Regions from separate parts of the Homo sapiens genome. Here regions 2 and 3 are each linked to region 1. Evidence: chromatin contacts called from ENCODE Hi-C or POLR2A ChIA-PET data. All regions are on one chromosome and are shown on one strand. Each heading gives the region's core, a stretch centred on a gene start or an enhancer-like site at or near the end of the contact. The rest is flanking DNA. Distances are from core to core; before and after follow the strand shown.

Region 1 (4,272 bases), core at 525-3,024:
TTGAACAAAGGAAACTTGTTTTGGTATCAAGCAACAGTAATGTTTACATGAGTTACCTATAAGTCCCCACGAAACTAAGATACTTTACACAGGCTGCACCTCCTCTGTAATTCTCACAAAAGCCGGGTTAGTTATTAGGTGTCTTTTATTGAGAAACTGAGGCCAAAGAGAGGTATGGTAATTTGCCCCAGGTCGCGCTTCTGGCAAGTGCGGGGTCCAGGATTTACACCTAAGTTGTCTCTTTCGTTAACTCTGCTGCTTCTCAAATGCAGTATATATATATATATTTACCTACATAAAGTGACGCAATAAAATCAGTACACATAAGCTTAAGCCTGTTTCAAGAAAAAAGCTTCCTTGGACAATACAAATGAATGATAAGATAATCTCATTTAAACCTGTTATTAAAATAATAGCCCATATTGAATTATTCAGAACCCCAAATCTCGCTTTTTAAAAATCAAGGGTCGGCTGAGCACGGTGGCTCACGCCTGTAATCCCAGCACTTTGGGAGGCAGAGGCGGGCGGATCACGAGGTCAAGGGATCGAGACCATCCGGGCCAACATGATGAAACCCCGTCTCTACTAAAAATACCAAAAAAATTAGCCGGGCGTGGTGGTGGGCGCCTGTGGTCCCAGCTACTCGGGAGGCTGAGGCAGGAGAATGGCGTGAACCCGGGAGGCGGAGCCTGCAGTGAGTGGAGATTGCACCACTGCACTCCAGCCTGGGCGACAGAGCGAGACTCCATCTCAAAAACAAAAACAAAAACAAAAAACAAAAATTAGCTGGGCGTGGTGGCAAGTGCCTGTACTCCCAGCTACTCGGGAGGCTGATGCAGAGAATCGCTTGAACTCGGGAGGCGGAGGTTGCAGTGAGCCGAGATCGCGCCACTGCACTCCAGCCTGGGCGACACAGCGAGACTCCGTCTCAAAAAAAAAAAAAAAAAAAAAAGGAAAAGAAAAGAAAAATCATAGGTATCTGTGTGGAATAAATTAACTACAAATCCCCAAGACGACTCTTGTCATCAATATTTCAATCCATAATTTAGCAAACACACACAGACATCCCTTATAGGGATACAGTTCCAGGCCTTTCTTTGGGCATCCGTTTCGAGACCTGGAGAGACTCTGATGTCTGTGTGTGACTAAGGAGAAGAATAGCTGAATCATATCCAAAAGCGAGTCCTCCCAATTAAGAATCTATAATACAAATCAAGACAATGACAGCATTCCATCTGCCTTTTAACCTCAACAGCTCCTCCTCCCAAGCCAGCCAGCCTACTCCCCTCCCTCATTCCCCCCCAAACTGGGAAATCATCTCGGAGGCCGGAGGCAGAAAGGGGCGGTAGGTGGCCGGGCCCCGCTGCCTCTCGCGCCTCCCGGGGCCCGCCACACACGGTGCCAACGGGACGCCGCGGTCGGCCGCATGAGCGCAAAAGCAGGGCAGCGAGGTGAGCAGAGCCAGAGTTCAGAAGGGGCCGCAAGTCAGACGAGGGGCTGGGAAAAAAGAGCCTCTCCCAAGGTTAACAGAAGCGTGCGGAGCGTGAGAAGCAGCACCTCGCACGCAGACTCGCCCGCCGGCCGGGTGGCACCGCTCAGCCGCCCGCCCGCTAGAAGGCAGCGCGGCCCCGGCCCGGCCCAGCCCGGCGCATGCGCCGCAGCCCCTCCTCCGCTCCCGGCGCCCGCCCCTCCCTCTTCCTGGCGGGTCTGGGGCGGCGGCGGCGGCGGCGGCGGCGGCGCGGTGACGTCAGGGCGTTGGGGCAGCTCCTGTGACAGACGGAGCTGGAGCGGCGGGGCGGCGGCGGAGTCCGGCGGCCGGGAGAGCGAGTGAGCGAGCGGAGGAGCAGCGACACGGGAGTCTAGGGAGCGAGAAGGAGAAGGAGGGGAGCGCTCGGGCGCGAGCGAGAGAAACCGCGAGCGCCGAGCTTGGACTCGAGCCCCGGAACGGCTGAGGAGCCCGCCCGCTCCCCTCCCCTCCCCCTCCCCGGGCCCGGGCCCAGCGCGCCATCCTCCCCCCTCCTTCCCTCCCTCCCTCCTTCCTCCCTCCCCTCTCCCTCCCCCTCCCCCGCCGGTGGATGGGAGTGAAGGACGGAAGAGGCCCTGCGGAGGCGGCGGTGCAGCGCTCCGGTAAGGCGGCGCGGGTCTGCGCCCTCCCCTCTGTCTCCTCCACCGCGCCCGGGCGGCTGCAGGCCGGACCCGGCGGCCTGACGATGTGGCTGCGCCGGTCCCCTCCCTCCCATTCTCCCCTCCCCCTGCCTCCGCCGCCGCCTCCTCCTTCTTCTTCTCTCCTCGCTCTCAAAATGGCGGCCGCGACGGCCGTTGAGTGAGAGACCCGGAGGAGGGGGACTGTCCGGGGAGGGCGCTGCCCTCGCTCCTCTCCTCCCGGGCCCGGCTTTGGGGGCTGCCGGCGCCTCTGCGACCCCCGCCCCGCGGCCCTCCCCAAGAAGGGATCGCCCTCCTCCCTCGGTGACTTAGCAAGAAAAGTATTCTTGGGTTGGAAGGGCGTGGGGACCAGGTAGCTCTCTGATCTTGGGGAAAAGGATCGGCCCTGCTCTCCCCGGCCGCGGAGACGAGCACCGCAGTCCCCACCCCACCCTCAGTTATCGGCTCGGGGACCGGCTCAGCCCCGCGCCGCCGGGGCACTCATAGGGCCTTCCAGGCATTCCGTCCCCGACTGGTCCTTAAGATGGGGTTGACCAGCGGAGGGTGGCCCACCGTCTCCCTGGCCCCCGGTGCGGCGGTCCAGCCTCAGCACCCGCCGAGGAGAGGCAGCCCGGCCCACCGAGCAATCCGCAGCATCCACCCACCGAATCTGGCAGGATTTTCTTTCTGCCACCGGCTCCTCGGTCGGGAGTTGCCTTTTGATGCTGTTAACATTCAGCTTCGAGGCTCCCTGCCATTCCCCTTCGTCTAATCTCATCTCCCTGCCCCTTTGGGAAACGCAGTGCCTCTGCATATTTACCCTCTTTAGCCTCCCACATGAGAAAATGCCTTTGAGGTGGTCGACACATTTTGACTCTGCACCTCTAAACGTAGCAGTAGAGGGGAAGAGGTTTTCCGTATTTAGTAGGAGAGAGCAAGGTACCATAGCTTTATATGTTATGCTACCTTTCTTCAGTGACTTAGCAAGAAACTCCTTGGGAAGAGGGCAGGAAATTTTCTTTTGGGGTTTGGGCCCAATTTATATCAGTCTTTTGGTTAAGAAAATACGCCTTTGAAGAGGAGGACCAGATTTGTGGTCTCGTTCTCAATGGGCGATGTCATGCCAAGGTCCCCCCTCCCTCTTTCCTTAAGTGGCAGTCCGGACAAATAGAGATATTACTGATATTCCCATCTCTCCTTTAAGCACACAGTCTTGGAGTTTCATAAGGTTTTAAAGGCCAAACAAACAATTTGTGCCATTTTTGGCAATTCTGTTTTTGTTGGGGGGGTGGGTTATTTTGTGTGAATTTCTTTTCGAGGCTAGGGCGGAGGAGACAGTGCTTGGGCCTTTCATACCAGTGATAATGTCATCCCTCCCTTTTTGCCACAGGAGTGTTTGCTTTTTTTTTTTTTTTTGCTGCAGCAGGGCGGCTTAATTGCTGCGGGGTCCAGTCTCATAATCAGGAAAATTTCCTGTTGACTGTGTCATAGTGATGTTGAATATATAGTAAAAGCTTTTACTTAAAAAATTCTGATTTGGTTTTAAGGCATTAGCTAGCTTTTAATCTCTAATGGGTGTCTTTTAGGACACAGTTTCACAAAATAATTAGCAGTTGCAAATTGCAGTTTTTAATAAAGCAGAAGAGTAATCTGTATTTAGGGTGATTTCTTTCGTGTTCATTAATGATCATTGTTTGGATTGCTCAGAAGGGGGGAATCTCCTAAAAGAAATTGAAGGCTGGTATATATTTTAAAATCAGAAAGGAATCCAATTTTTCACTTGAAGTATTTCTGTATATGTTGATTTTGATGGAGCAAGCCCTACGTTGGTACCTCCCCCCACATCCTTTTTTAAAAAAATGGGCTAATATTTGTGGATGCTGTGAACAGCCATTGAGCCGAGAAGACTGGGTGGAGTAAGGGAGCAGAAGCTGTGAAATGCTGTATTGCCCTTTCACAGCGTCTTTCTCTTGCTTATGTTTTGTAAGGTTATTTGATATGAATGGTTGCTACAACTAAGTCATTTCTCTGTCGTAAGTCTTAAAATCTAATGTTTTCCACCTTTTTTGCATGATGGGCATTGAATGATTGGAATAAAAAGCAATGTCCCTGCTTTAAAATAGACACTTA
Region 2 (4,847 bases), core at 2,140-4,639, 48 kb before region 1:
CCCACCTGTCTTCCCTCTCTAATGAAACCTTATCTGGAGCGGAGGTGCGGAGAATTGTTTCTCCTCTTCCTGAGTCTTTTGGTCTCACTCTTGAATGCACAGCTTGTGAGTTTAAAAACCAAGATGTTGTTGACTTTTTTTATCTGGTTCTATCCTAGGAGGGATGGTGGCCTTGGATTAAAAGGGATTTTGAGAAAGGGAAAGAAGAAACTCGTTATCATCTTAAATTATTATCCTGCCTCATAAATAATGCAGCAAAATTATCTGGGCACATGTCACCAGTGACCTTTGGCAGACAGGGTGGAGCAGAGAGCTGTGTATGAGCCAAGACCTGATGTCATTGAGGAAGGTAAAGTGAGGCTGGGGAGGCTGATGGTAAAGACAGCAGCATAGGCAGGTGGTTCCCCCTGTGAAAAAGGAGAAGGGTGCAGACTGTGGGTGTCTGAACAACGGTGGTTTGTGCCGTCCGCAGAGCTGCAAGTCATCACCCGCCCCTCCTCCCTCAGTAAGAAAGTTGGAGCACAGACTCAGACAATTAAGGGCGCCCTTTCCAATCCACCCGGACACAGTGATGATTGTCCAAAGCAATTGGCTTGCTCAGACAGCCAGAAAAAAATCTAGTCTATCGGCATAAACTGTTTGTTTTTTTTGTTTTGTTTTGTTTTTTGAGATGGAGTTTCACCCTTGTTGCCCAGGCTGGAGTGCAGTGGCGCCATCTTGGCTCACTACAACCTCTGCCTCCTGGGTTCAAGTGATTCTCCTGCCTCAGCCTCCCCAAGTAGGTGGGATTACAGTCGTGAGCCACCACGCCCGGCTAATTTTGTACTTTTTTTTAGTAGAGACGGGGTCTCACCATGTTGGTCAGGCTGGTCTCGAACTACTGACCTCAAGCAATCCACCTGCCTTAGCCTCCCAAAGTGCTGGGATTACAGGTTTGAGCCACCACGCCTGTATGAACTCTTTATGTGTATATAATCATATACAAAGTGATTACAATTTGCAGTGAGCCTCAGCATAAACTCTTTTTGTGCATGTAATCCGGATATTTTCTTTAAAATTTTTCCCATGAGTAGAATTGCTGAGCCAAAGGATAAAACTTATGCAATTATGATGTTAAAAAAGAAAGGTCGGTGGTTCACGCCTATAATCCCAGCACTTTGGGAGGCTGAGGCAGGCGGATCACGAGGTCAGGAGATAGAGACCATCCTGGCTAACATGGTGAAACCCCGTCTCTACTAAAAATACAAAAAAAAAAAAAAATTAGCCGGGCGTGGTGGCGGGCGCCTGTAGTCCCAGCTCTTCCGGAGGCTGAGGAGGAGCTCTGTCCCCTAGGGGCTGAAGTGCAGTGGTGCCATCATAGCTTACTGCAACCTGGAACTCCTGAGCACAGGTGATCCTCCCACCTGAGCCTCCTGAGTAACTGGGGCTATAGGCAGAGGCCGCCAAGCTGAGCTAATTTTTAAACTTTTTGTAAATACAGGATCTCAAGATGTGGGCCAGGCTTGTCTCAAACTGCTGACCTCAAGTGATTCTCCCACTTCAGCCTCCCAAAATGCTGGGATTACAGGCAGGAGCCACAGCGCCCAGCCAGCCATGGTCTTAATACAAAAAGTACCAAAGCTGTTAACTTAAAGGGGGATGAGGCATGAGTCATGGTGGTGGAAAATAAATTGGTACAATCTTTCTGTAGGAAAAGTGGTCAGTATGTCAATATGCATAAAAAAAATTTAACCTAGCACCTCTACTTTTAGGAATTCATCTGAAGGCAATAATTGGACAGATGTGCAAAGATATATATATATGCCAGGAAGTTTAAAGAAGCATGTTTATAATAGTTGAAAATAGACATGATTTAAATATCTAGCAACAGAAGATTGTTAAAAATAGTACTTCCGGCCAGGCACAGTGGCTCACACCTGTAATCCCAGCACTTTGGGAGGCCAAGGCAGGCAGATCACCTGAGGTTGAGAGTTTGAGACCAGCCTGACCAACATGGAGAAACCTCGTGTCTACTAAAATTACAAAATAAGCCAGGCATGGTGGTGCATACCTGTAATCCCAGCTACTCAGGAGGCTGAAGAAAGAGATTCGCTTGAACCCGGGAGGCAGAGGTTGCTGTGAGCCGAGATCGTGCCATTGCACTCCAGCCCGGGCAATAAGAGCAAAACTCCTACTATATATACATATATGTGTATACACACACACACACATATACATATATATGTATAGTACATTCACATAATCAAATATCTTACAGTCATTAAAAATTATGACAAGGCCGGGCGTGGTGGCTCACAGCTGTAATCCCAGCACTTTGGGAGGCTGAGGCGGGCAGATCATGAGGTCAGGAGTTCGAGACCAGCCTGGCCAATATGGTGAAACCCCGTCTCTACTAAAAATACAAAAATTAGCTGGGAGTGGTGGTATGTGCCTGTTGTCCTAGCTACTCAGGAGGCTGAGGCAGGAAAATCACTTGAACCCAGCAGACGGAGGTTGCGGTGAGCTGAGATCTTGCCACTGCACTCCAGTCTGGGCGACAGAGCAAGACTCTGTCTAAAAACAAAACAAAACAAAACAAAACAAAAAACCACTTTGAAGAAATAAAAAGATAAAAAGCAAAACAAATAACAAATTGTATGTACTTATTGTGTACAACATGATGTGACATTCTGTACATTTTAATCTTTTTTTGTTTATTTATTTATTTTGAGACGAAGCTCTATCGCCCAGACTGAGTGCAGTGGCACGATCTCATCTCACTGCAACCTCCACCTTCTGGGTTCAAGAGATTCTCCTGCCTCAGCCTCCAGAGTAGCTGGGATTACAGGTGCATGTCACCGTGTCTGGCTAATTTTTTTGTATTTTTAGAAGAGATGGGGGTTTCATCATGTTGGCCAGGCTGGTCTTGAATTCTCCACCTCAGGTGATCCGCCCACCTCGGCCTCCCAAAGTGCTGGGATGACAGGCGTGAGCCACCGCGCCCAACCACATTTTAATCTATTTTTCACTTAAGGATCTTCCTGGGCCAAACTAGATTTCTTGGAAGCCATGCTTTGTTTCATTTCGTAAGTTCAAGCCTTTTTCTTCCTTTTGGGTAACTCCAGAATTCCTCACTCTCCTCCCCCACTCATTGCCTCTGCTTCTTCCCACATGCCCCTCTTCTCTTCCCATCAGGCTTCCCTAGTCAACATTCTTTTCAGAAGTGAGGCTTGCCCTCGTGACACCTCTCTTAAGTGGCTCAGCCTGGAAAATCCTCTAGGAGAGTTGCCCTTGACGACAGACAGACTCAGAGGTCACAGGCCCTGTGGGCTGTGGGGCCTGGTGTGGATGAGGGTGTCAGCCAAAGTGGCACTTCTGGGGCAACTAACAATAGATTACACAAAGTCCACTGCCAAGTAGTCGCTTGGGCTGGGCCGGTAAAAGGCCCTGATCAGCCGCTGGGAAAGGCTGGTCTTCAACCCTTGGACTCTAACCGCGGCAGGACTCAGCAGAATTCAAGGTCCTGATCATGAGAATGGCTTTGGGTCTCACATGTGCCAGTTCCTGCCCTGAAGCCTTAAGTTTGAGAGCAAGAAGGAAACAAATGGACAGGAAGACTCCCATGAATACAGGAAGCGCCCAAAGATCTCAGGAGCAAGCCCCTTCTTTAACTGAGAGCATTCACTTTCCCTTCTGATTTACTCCCCCAGAAAAACATTAGAGCTGACACCTTCTTGGTGACTTTGGATCATGAGCTCAAACACGATCTCAGAGCTTTGCCATTAGAGATCATCTGTCCTGGCCGGCGCGGTGGCTTACGCCTATAATCCCAGGACTTTGAGAGGCCAAGGCGGGTGGATTACTTGAGGCGAGGAGTTTGAGACCAGCCTGGCCAACTTGGTGAAACCCCATCTCGAACTAAAAATACAAAAATTAGGCCGGGCGCAGTGGCTCACATCTGTAATCCCAGCACTTTGGGAGTCTGAGGCAGGCAGATCACAAGGTCAGGAGTTTGAGACCAGCCTGGCCAACACGGTGAAACCTCGTCTCTACTAAAAATACAAAAATTAACTGGGCGTGGTCGTGGGCGCCTGTAATCCCAGCTACTTGGGAGGCTGAGGCAGGAGAATCATTTGAACCTGGAGGTGTAGGTTGCACTTAGCCGAAATCATGCCATTGCACTCCAGCCTGGGCAACAGGGCGAGACTCCGTCTCAAAAATAAAATAAAATAGGCTGGGCATGGTGGCTCACTTCTGTAATCCCAGCACTTTGGGAGGCTGAGGCAGGCGGATCACGAGATCAGGAGATCAAGACCATCCTGGCTAACACGGTGAAACCTGTCTCTACTAAAAATACAAAAACAAAATTAGCTGGGCGTGGTGGCGGGCGCCTGTAGTCCCAGCTACTCGGGAGGCTGAGGCGGGAGAAGGGCATGAACCCGGGAGGTGGAGCTTGCAATGAGCCGAGATAGCGCCACTGCACTCCAGCCTGGGCGACAGAGCGAGACTCCGTCTCAGAAAAAAAAAAAAAAAAAAAAATTAGCCACATGCAGCGGTGTACACGTGTGGTCGCAGGTATTCAGGAGGCTGAGGCAGGAGGATGACTTGAGCCCAGGAGTTCAAGGGTACGGTGAGCTATGGTCACACCACTGCACTCCACCCTGGGTGACAGAATGAGACACTGTCTCCAAAAAATAAAAATAAAATCAGGACTGTCTTCTTTGTAGACAGTTTGAAATTCTGAAAGAGACCGGGCGCAGTAGCTCACGCCTGTAATCCCAGCACTTTCGAAGGCCAAGGCGGGCGGATCACCTGAGGTCTGGAGTTCAAGACAGCCTGGCTAACATGGTGAAACCCCGTTTCTACTA
Region 3 (4,296 bases), core at 1,097-3,596, 57 kb after region 1:
TGGGAGGCTGAGGTGGGAGACTCTCATGAGCCCAGGGGGCAGAGGTTGCAGTGACCTGAGATCGTGCCATTGCACTCCATGCTGGGCAACAGAGTGAGACTCTGTCTCAAAAAAAAAAAAAAAAGTGAAACACCATATGATTAACCCAAAATATAGAAAATGGTGTATTTTTAATACCCATTCCTGATGGTTAAAAAAAAAAAACCCTGTAGAAAATAACAGGATATTTTCTTAACTTGATTATGGCTACCTACCAGAAATTTACAACAAACATTAAAATATAAATACTAGGTGCATTCCCATTAAAGTCAGCAAGAAACTAAGAGTTCCTGTGTCTCTGCATCTATTTCAGTATATATTTGAGATTCCAGCTCATGTAGTAAGGCAACAGAAAGAATTAGAACTATTGGAAAGGAAGCAGCCAAACATTTATAGGTGACAGCATCTACAGAGCCAACCTAAGGGAATCAACAATTACAATTAATGGTTTCAGGGCCAGGTGGGGGTGGCTCACACCTGTAACCCGAGCACTTTGGGATGTCGAGGCTGAGACAGGAGGATTGCTTGAAACTGGGAGGCAGAGGCTGCAGTGAGGCGAGATCATGCCACTGCACTCCAGCCTGGGCAACAAAGCAAGACTGTCTCAAAAAAAAAAAAAAAAAATTAATGGGTTTAGTATGGTAACCTGAAACAAGATGGCATACAAAAATAAACTCTTCCTGGCCAGGTGCAGTGGCTCACACCTTTAATCCCAGCATTTTGGAAGGCCGAGGCGGGTGAATCACCTAAGATAAGGAGTTCAAGACCAGCCTGGCCAATATGACGAAACCCCATCTCTACTAAAAATACAAAAATCTAGCCAGCCGTGGTGGTGCGCGCCTGTAGTCCCACATACTTGGGAGGCTGAGGCAGGAGGATCGCTTGAACCTGGGAGGCGGGGAGGTTGCAGTGAGCGGATGTCGTGCCACTGCACTCCAGCCTGGGCAACAGTAAGACTCCGTCTCAAAATAAATAAATAATAAACTGTTCTTGTTGTTGGATAATATAGTAGAAAAGATTTTCCTTGTTTCTGGATGAAAAAGTCAGTATTGGACAGATATCACAACTCTTAAAATAATAAAATTAAATGCAATCCCAATCAAAATTCAAACTAAATTTCTCATTAACTTGACCAGCTTGATCTTAAAAATCATTTGGAAGAGAAAAATAAATAAAATATTTTAAATGATAAATGGGAAAGCACCTGAATCTATCAGATATACAAATATTATTGTAAAATGTGGAATAGACAAATAGGTTAGGGGAACAAAGTTCAAAGACATGCCCATTTATGAAATTTAGCATGGGATAAGGTGGTATTAAAAGCCTTAATGTTGAACACATACAGAATAACAGTATAAAGTGGTAGAGAAAATATACCCTTTGGGTAGAGGTGGACTTCCTCAAGGTATAAAATGTAGAAACAAAAGGAAGACTGGTAAGTTTGACTGTATCAAAATAGAAAACTTCTGTGTGAAGAAAGGCCTCAAAACAGGCCAGGCACTGTGGCTTAGGCCTGGAATCCCTGCGCTTTGGGAGGCCAAGGAGTTTGAGATCGGCCTGGGCAACGTAGGTGCAAGATTTTATCTTTACAAAAAATTGATTTAAAAAATAGTCTGGCAGCCAGGTGCAGTGGCTCACGCCTGTAATCCCAACACTTTGGGAGGCCGAGGCGGGTGGATCACTTGAGGTCAGGAGTTCAAGACCAGCTTGGACAACATGGCAAAACCCCATCTCTACTGAAAATACGAACATTAGCCAGACGTGGCGGTGTGCACCTGTAATCCCAGCTACTCAGGAGGCTGAGACAGGAGAATCACTTGAACCCGGGAGCTGGAGGTTGCAGTGAGCCGAGACTGCACCACTGCACTCCAGCCTGGGTGACAGAGCAAGACTCCATCTAAAAAAAAAAAAAAAATACAGGGATGTCGGCGCAGTCTTGGGACCTACCTGGGAGGCCTCAGTGGGAGGATCCTGGGAGGTCTTGCGCCACTGCACTCCAGCCTGGGTGACAGAGCAAGACTCTGTCTCAAAAAAAAAAAAAAAAAAAAAGGAAGTTAATTGAAAAAATCAAATTTTATGTGGGTATATAAAAGTAATCCCACAATTTATAGAAATATTTTCTTTAAAATTATTGTGAGTTCTAACCATTTTTTTGTGTGTGTATAATGCCATTCTCTTCCTCTGTGAAGTGCCTGTTCGGGGTGTTGCTACGTTTTTGTTTTGTTGTGTTTTCTGTTGTAGTGTTTACATTTTTCTTGTCGATTCCTAAGAGGACTTTAGGGTACTGAGTCACCCATGGTCATGTGTTGCAGAGAAGTGTCACAGAGTGAAAACTGTCTTTTCCTTGATACTACCTTTAGATTCATATTTGGGAAGACCTTCGCTAATCATGACTACATAAGTATTCACTTTTACTTTCTTAAGACCTTTTTGTTTTCATTTCTTTTTATAGTAATGTCTAAGCCATCTGGAATTTATGTTTGTTGATTATGCAAGAAAGGGATCGAAGTGCTTTTTCTGAGTCATTATCCACATGCCGAAACATTTATTGAATAGCCCTTTCCTTATTGATCTGAAAACACCTTCTTATAAAACCTTGCATTGGTTTTTGGACTTGCTGTGCTTTCAGGAGTCAGAAGAACATTCTTTTGATTATTGTAGCTTTACATTAATAATACATTTTGGCCGGGTGCGGTGGCTCACGTATGTAATCCTAGCATTTTGGGAGACTGAGGCAGGCGGAACACCTGAGGTCAGGGGTTCAAGACCAGACTGGCCAACATGGCAAAACCCCGTCTCTACAAAAAAAAAAAAAAAAAAAAATTAGCTGGGCATGGTGGTGCCTGCCTGAAATCCCAGCTACTTTGGGAGGCTGAGGCAGGAGAACCTCTTGAGCCTGGGAGGTAGAGGCTGCAGTGAGCCGAGCTTGCACCACTGCACTCCAACTTGGGTAACAGAGTGAGACTCCATCTCAAAAAAAAAAAAAAGAAAAATACATTTCAATATGAGGTAATAAATTCTCCTAAATTTTTTGTTTTGTAAACCTCCTTGCTTCTCTTAAATTATTTTCCCAAAAAGCCTTAAGTGTTTTCCGTAGTAATTTTGATTTGGGAATGGAGTGAGTGACTTGGTAGAGGGTGCCATATGCCTTTTTGCCTTTCCCCAGTTTCCCCTACTGTTAACATCTCACATTTATGTGGTGTATTTATTATAATTGATGAGCCAACATTGACACATTATTACTGAAGTCCATAGTTGACATTAGGGTTTACTCTTTTTGTTGTATATTCTGTTGGTTTTGACAAATGCCTAATGTTATATATCCATCAGTCATACAGAATAAATTCACTGCCCTAAAAATCTCAGCCTCCCCCTATTCATCCTTCCCTGCCTCCCTAAACCCCTCATATTTTTACTGTTAACCATAGTTTTGTCTTTTCCAGAAAATTACAATTATATAGCTTGTATCCTTTTCAGATTGGCTGCTTTGACTTAACAATATGTACTTAACATTTCTAGGCCAGACACAGTGGCTCACGCCTGTAATCCCACACTTTGGGAGGCCAAGGCGGGCAAATCACGAGGTCAGGAGATCGAGACCATCCTGGCTAACACGGTGAAACCCCGTCTCTACTAAAAATACAAAAAAAAAAATTGGCCGGGCGTGGTGGCGGGTGCCTGTAGTCCCAGCTACTCGGGAGGCTGAGGCAGGAGAATGGCGTGAACCCGGGAGGCGGAGCTTGCAGTGAGCCAAGATCGCGCCACTGCACTCCAGCCTGGGCGGCAGAGCGAGACTCCGTCTCAAACAAAACAAAACAAAAACCAAAAACATTTCTCCATGTGTTTTCATGACTGTGATATATTTTTAAGCATTTTTGTTGTTGTTTACTTTATTGCTTTAAAAAACTGACTTTTGCAGTTAGTTGAGGTCCTGAGGTTTCTCCTGTGAATCTGTTTGAACATCATATATATTTGGCATTGATTGGAAAGCGGTTTTTCCCTGGCCTGTGTGAAATACACTGAAGGTCTGCACCTGCCCGCGCACTTCACGTTGTACATGGGAATGTACTATAGCTGCACATGTTCATGTAGTGGCGTTAGATGCCAAATAGTTCTAGGGCTTAGTTTAAGATTGGGTACTTTTTGTCAGGAAACAACAGGTGCTGGAGAGGATTTGGAGAAATAGGAACACTTTTGCACTGTTGGTGGGACTGTAAACTAGTTCAACCGTTATGGAAGTCAGTGTGGCGATTC

Evidence for each region. Hi-C counts contacts between places; a loop is a spot of excess contacts on that map. ChIA-PET counts read pairs that join two places held with the same protein, here RNA polymerase II (POLR2A). Pooled maps may share reads with other maps.
Region 2: a map of heart left ventricle shows a loop between it and region 1 (2.3-fold over the local background). The contact joins the enhancer-like site here to the promoter of PAFAH1B1 in region 1. A Hi-C loop is called at or near these places in 1 of 168 maps with a recorded cell type or tissue (heart left ventricle) and 8 of 50 pooled maps. POLR2A ChIA-PET finds 5 or more read pairs at or near these places in 15 of 52 experiments (A549, HCT116, HEK293 and 11 more).
Region 3: a map of PC-3 shows a loop between it and region 1 (2.7-fold over the local background). The contact joins the enhancer-like site here to the promoter of PAFAH1B1 in region 1. A Hi-C loop is called at or near these places in 22 of 168 maps with a recorded cell type or tissue (CD8-positive, alpha-beta T cell, IMR-90, PC-3 and 13 more), 1 of 37 single-sample maps with no recorded cell type and 10 of 50 pooled maps. POLR2A ChIA-PET finds 5 or more read pairs at or near these places in 20 of 52 experiments (A549, AG04449, AG04450 and 17 more).

The regions. Positions count from the first base shown.
Region 1 is chr17:2,591,880-2,596,151 of GRCh38, forward strand. PAFAH1B1 (platelet activating factor acetylhydrolase 1b regulatory subunit 1) reads left to right here and starts at 1,775. Exons shown (of 11, transcript NM_000430.4): 1 at 1,775-2,127. RefSeq lists an enhancer at 981-1,709 and silencers at 1,544-1,763, 1,814-2,043, 2,454-2,513, 2,574-2,623.
Region 2 is chr17:2,542,267-2,547,113 of GRCh38, forward strand. No RefSeq gene overlaps it. Among named protein-coding and RNA genes, the nearest start is that of METTL16, 33 kb to the left of the region's middle. Within about 2 kb of position 3,390, at least 5 of the 41 ENCODE cell types and tissues checked have a DNase peak (open chromatin) inside an H3K27ac peak, as active enhancers do; they include OCI-LY7, where a contact is called at or near this core.
Region 3 is chr17:2,648,570-2,652,865 of GRCh38, forward strand. All of the region lies in intron 2 of PAFAH1B1 (platelet activating factor acetylhydrolase 1b regulatory subunit 1), which reads left to right. Among named protein-coding and RNA genes, the nearest start is that of MIR6776, 42 kb to the right of the region's middle. Within about 2 kb of position 2,347, at least 4 of the 41 ENCODE cell types and tissues checked have a DNase peak (open chromatin) inside an H3K27ac peak, as active enhancers do; they include PC-3, PC-9 and mammary epithelial cell, where a contact is called at or near this core.